Linked DNA regions of Homo sapiens: region 2 is linked to region 1. The links are chromatin contacts, found by Hi-C or POLR2A ChIA-PET in ENCODE. All regions are on one chromosome and are shown on one strand. The core of a region is the stretch at or near the end of the contact, and the rest is flanking DNA. Distances in the headings are between cores, read along the strand shown.

Region 1 (2,700 bases), core at 51-2,550:
TGTCAGGCCTGGAAGGGAAGGTGAAGTGGGGAGTCAGTGAGGAGGGGGCTGGGCCACCTGGTGGGATGTTGGGAACTATTTTCTGTGCAGAGGCCAAGGCTGGGGCTGGGGGTGGGACACATGGAAATCAAACATGTACTTCACAGTTTGGTCCTGGGCTGACCTGTTTATAATAAAAACATTTGGTTTGACTTCCACAGACTCCAAGCCATGACGTCAATGTTGATGCATTTCAGGCCACATTCCTTTTAGTCTCCGGAGAAGTTCTTTACAAAAAGCATGAAAGGTGGAATCAAATAGTTCCTGGGATCATCTCCAGTCTGAGACATCACATTTGCACTTTAAGCAAATGATTCAGATACTAAAATTCAAGCCCTAAATATGCCTTTTCAACTACAAACTAATTATTTGTGTCTAAATCAATGGACGGTGTCTCTTTAAATGTTCCCTTCATTCCTCATGCATGCTATAATCAGCAGATGGCCCTACCTTCCCCCACCACCCCCTTTTAAACAGACCCTTCTAATAGCTAATATCCTGCAGTGACCAAAGCCATTAGAAGGATTAAGCCATTACTATCCTGTCCAGCAAACACACAATGCTCACGGGGATTGCCTTTTTTTTTTATTTTTTGGTTGTTGTTTTTATGGATGAATCAGGGCCCAATGGTAGGCTGAAAATCAAAACAGGGAGGGCAAAGGGTTATAGTCATTCTTTTCAAGGACACCTCCCAAACAGCCTCAGGATTTGAGATTCCTTTGTTAGAATGACGGCAGATGTCAGCCTTGTGGCTAGTGCAAGCTCCGAAAGGACACAGTACGCAGACCTCTGTCCCTCGTTTCCTTAATATCTAATACTCATCCTTTCCAGAGCACCACTGTGGCTGTCTCGTTGCTCTGCCTGTCCACACAGGCCTGTTTGTGCTGTAACAGACAAGCAACCAGCAGCCCAGCCCAAAGCCACGTTGCAGGGCCCAGGACTGCTCTGAGACACTGCCACCCAGTGGCGCTTCTGAAGCATAACAGCACACAGAAAGGGAGCAGGGAACCCAGTTTTATAAGCATGGAGGGGGTAGGGGGTGCAAAAGCTGGCCTAGAATCGTGAGGCCGAGCTGCAGAAAAGCATGCTCCATGGCACGGAGGCAGGTAGCTAGTTTGGAGATGGCTAAATAGGGCAAGTGACAAAAAACACGAAGAAAGGCAGCTGGAATATAAAGAGAGGAATAAAGAAATGTAATGACATGGAAAGCGTGAGCAGTCTTTTCTAAATGGAAGAAATACGCACTTTCTCTAAGTGAGAGCTGGAGCGAGATGACCGAAAGATGAGTCAATGGAGCCCTTTTTTGGAGTTGGCCTCAGTTTGGATTACTCAGTATCTCACATGTCTGGGTTCTTAAGGATCCTTGAGCTTTGCTGACTTTGGGGAAGTCACTGTATTTCAGTTTTGTGACCCGAAGGGGCTGAGCTGAACCTCTAAACAGCTTCCCTGAGCCCTAACAGTGAGTATGTAATTAAATACCTGAGACGTTGAGTGAACAAGAAATGCAGAAATACAGAAAATGCAGGCTGTGAGCAATCCTTAAATCTTGTGTTTGACTTCAAAGTGCTGTAAGGGAGAACCTGAAAAATACATCCACTTACACCTTTGGTGGTTCAGGACTTGCCAGGAGAGTGCATGGAAGGGACCCCCATCCCACAGCGCATGGGTGACTCTACCCGCCATCTAACCTCCCTGAATCTCAGCAGCCAAGGCCAGTGCACTGAGATCTGCACCTCCAGCACTTTCAGTGTAGGGCGAGACAGGTTTAGAAGGAATTGGGCTTCTCTAAGATTGAAGCTAAACCAGAAGCTAATGGGTTAGTAATTTAATAGGTCTCCCTTTTCGGCAATATTTTCATTTTAAAAAGAAAACTTCTGTTAGAGGGCAAGTAATTCCAAAGAAATTAGATTCTGCTGGTTGAAACGTTAAGAATCCAGGCAGGCGGTGAGGGAAATTCGTTTCCCGGCTTCTCCAATCTAATCTGATAGTGCCCGTCTTGCCTCAGTCGTTAATACTTCTTGGGAAAAAGCATATGTGATCACTCTTTTAAAAACTGTTAGAATCACTTTCCTATCCAAGGTCTGAAAGAAGATTTGGGCTTAGGCTCCATTTGAAGAAATCCAGGTTGTATTTCCCCCAGCATTTAGGGTTTGATGGTTTCTGCTTATCTAAAGTGCTCACATTGCAAATATGAGCAGCAGGGCTGGGGATTTAAATTCTGTCTTGATGGGAATTTGAACTGAAATGCTCTGCCCACTGCCACTTTATAAGCTGGGAATCATCAAGCTAGCTACAAATACCTCGAGGGGTCCTTGCAGTTGCTCAACATAAATCAGCAAAATGACAGGCAATTGACTTTGAAGACAGCGCTCACATGGCTGAGTGGCTGGAGCTGCTGGAAGCAGATGAGGGCATTTTCCTGTAAACATGATTGTGATTAGCACCAGAGTAAATAGCGAATCGGGCTCTATCTGTCAGACTCCAGCCTGCTCTGGATTTTTCATTAGGTAGAAATCAACATGTGACTCAGTGCAGCAAAGTTGGCAATTATAAGAAATAAGTTTCTATTTCAACACCTGGTGAATACTTCTGATTTTCCTAGAAGGTAAGCAAGAAGGAAAGTTGATTTTGCCATGTTTTCATGTAGGGATAAAATAGGAG
Region 2 (2,700 bases), core at 201-2,700, 750 kb before region 1:
TCATACAAAGAGGAAATCTGGACATAGACAAGTGCATGCACAGAGGAAAACCCATGTGAGCACACAGCAAAAGGCAGCCAAGGAGGCCCTGGAGAAACACGCCCGGACTACATCTTTATCTCGGACGTCCAGCCTCCAGAACAGTGAGAACATCTATGTCTGTTGTCTAAGCCACCCAGTCTATGATATTATACTATGCCTAGCAAACTGATATACCCCCCAAACTCCCCCCACCCCCTAAGCTGGGCAAATGTTAGGTGACTTTGATGCTGAGAGTGCCTGAAGCAAACTCTTTATCTGCTCTTTTTGTACACAAGGACTCTTGAACCACTCTTGAACCCGGAAGTCTCTGGCAATGGCTTGGGGATCCCACTTTGCCTACTCCTCGCCCCCGTCAATAGGGGAGTTGTTATCTCTTAAACCACTCCGGGAACCTCTCCTCTCTGGGTGGAGGTTAAGGGGACTCAGTCGGGGAGTTAAGTGACAAGGGTGCCTCTGGCAGAGCCTAGGTGTGTAAGCTTTGGCAAATGACCAGGCCTCGCTGAGCCCTGATTTTGTCCTCTGTAAAATGAGAGTGATCGGATTCCTTGGAGCACGAAATGCCTTCAATGTGGGGCTTAGCACGGGTCTGGCTCACAGTAACTGCTCTCACGCTCCACTAGCCACTCCTTAGCAGGAACGTGGGCACGAGAATTCCCAAACTTCCTCGAGTCAGTGTTCAGAACCCCGCCCTCCCTTTATCTTCAAAGGAGAAGGGAGAGCAGTGGGTTACAAGGGTCAGCTTTTAAATACCCCTGCTCTCCCTTGACCACAGACCCTGGGGAGTTTCCCCAGCTAAAAACGAAGTTTAGAAAATTGCTTGCAATGACCCATGATTTCAAGGGCCCCAGTGAATGACAGATCTATTGAGGATAGGGCCCCCTGGCTGGAAATTTAGAAACATTTTGTTTTTGTAAGAGGAAAAAAAGGGCAGAGAGGCACGAGGGCTGCAGGGGATGGCTCTGGAAGGACACTGCAGCGAGGCTGCCAGACTCCTTGGAACCGCAGCGCCGACGCAGCCATTTCCCAGGGAGATCAATCCTCTGGCAGGTCCATTTCCTCCGCCGCGCGGGCGGCTGCGGGAGGCGGCGGCGGCGGCGGGGGTGGCGGGAGCCATTAGTGACTCTGTGACCCCGTTCACCGAGCGCGTCCCCGCCCAGGTGCTCGCTGCCCGGCGCCGCGCCGTCCACCCCCGGCCGGGGCAGGTCGCGGGGCCCAAGCTGGTTCAAGCCCCCGTCGCTCGTCGCCTGGCTCTGCGCCAGGCCCCGTGCCCCTGGCTGCAGGCCGGCACCCCGCGAGCCGCAGCGCCCAGGCAGGCGAGCGCCGCTGCAACCTGCAAGCCTGAGTCAGCTCGCGGCGCGTGAGGCGCGCGCACTGCGTCCCCGCGCAGCCGTCGCAGCCAGGTGCTGGCCCGGAGCGCTGCGTCCCCAGACAGAAACCACGGCTCCCCCTGGCGGACACCGGTTCCCCAGCGCTGGGCTTTCCCCTTCAGTAGTTTAGGGGTAGTTTTCAGCTAAAGAAAACAGTGGACGCATTTTCCCATCAGAGGGCTTGGTGGCAGGATTCCCACAGGCTTAAGGAATGAAAGAAAGGAGATGCGATAGAAAGGAAGAATGGTAAGTAAGGCCCGGAAAGTGCAGGCAGAGAATGTTATGCACCTGCATGTCGTGAACCCAATGGCAACGAAACACTTACTTGTCTGCGGGGCAAATATAGCCGCGTTGGCTCTTTCTCCTGGAACCACGGATACTTTGGCAAGGAATGAATGAGTTATAAATGCAACGTTTTCTTAAATATATTAAATACATAACACTGACCTTCACAAAGGCTTTTATCTGGAATAAGGAATGAATAAGTAGGGTAATGAATAAGAAAGTTAAATTAAAGCACCATAGAACACAGTTTGAGTAACTTTAAAAATTTTTATTTACTTAATTTAATGAAAACAAATGATAAGTAAAATGTCTTTATATGAACATCTGAAAAAGCTTATAACTCTAAATGGCAATCCTAATCCAGCTGCTATAGTCAGGCTGCTATAGCAAAATACCCTAGACTGGTAGCTTATAAACAATAGAAACTGATTTCTCACAGTTCTTGGGGCTGGGAAGTCCCAGATCAAGGTGCCAGCTGATTCAGTGTCTGGGGAAAGCCTGCTCTCCGGTTCATAGATGGTGCCTCCTAGCTGTGTCCTTACCTGGGAGAAGGAGGAAGAGCGTTCCCTGGGATCTCTTCTATAAGGGCACTAATCCCGTTCATCAGGGTGACCTAATCACTTCCCAAAGGCCCTGCCTGCTAATGCCATCACCTTGGGAGTTCAGTTTTAACGTGAATTTTGAGAGGACACAAACATTCAGACCTTAGCAGCAGCCTTTTGTTTTATTCCCCGAATACAATGTATAAATGTGGAAATGCCTGGGAATTTCAGCCATCTAAGTCAGGCAGTTAGCTTTGTGATATGGACTCCCTCTTGTAACTTACTCTGTGTGGACATCTGTTCTGTTGATTGTGTACAGAGTTGAATTTCACAGAGGCTGACGCAGCAGTGATCATTCAGACATTTCTGAATGGACGGCAAAAGAAGGAGGAGGAGGAGAAAGTAAATACCAATGACTTACTTTGCAAAGTAAATTGACAGATCCTTTGTAGACCAAATCAGCA

Evidence for each region. Hi-C counts contacts between places; a loop is a spot of excess contacts on that map. ChIA-PET counts read pairs that join two places held with the same protein, here RNA polymerase II (POLR2A). Pooled maps may share reads with other maps.
Region 2: a loop to region 1 is called in a pooled map, with 3 times the contacts of the local background. The contact joins two enhancer-like sites. A Hi-C loop is called at or near these places in 1 of 168 maps with a recorded cell type or tissue (sciatic nerve) and 4 of 50 pooled maps. POLR2A ChIA-PET finds 5 or more read pairs at or near these places in 1 of 52 experiments (A673).

What each region holds. Positions count from the first base shown.
Region 1 is chr13:30,864,536-30,867,235 of GRCh38, forward strand. No RefSeq gene overlaps it. Among named protein-coding and RNA genes, the nearest start is that of LINC00545, 17 kb to the right of the region's middle. Within about 2 kb of position 1,301, at least 29 of the 41 ENCODE cell types and tissues checked have a DNase peak (open chromatin) inside an H3K27ac peak, as active enhancers do.
Region 2 is chr13:30,113,686-30,116,385 of GRCh38, forward strand. No RefSeq gene overlaps it. Among named protein-coding and RNA genes, the nearest start is that of LINC00365, 6.2 kb to the left of the region's middle. RefSeq lists a silencer at 1,109-1,458. Within about 2 kb of position 1,451, at least 26 of the 41 ENCODE cell types and tissues checked have a DNase peak (open chromatin) inside an H3K27ac peak, as active enhancers do.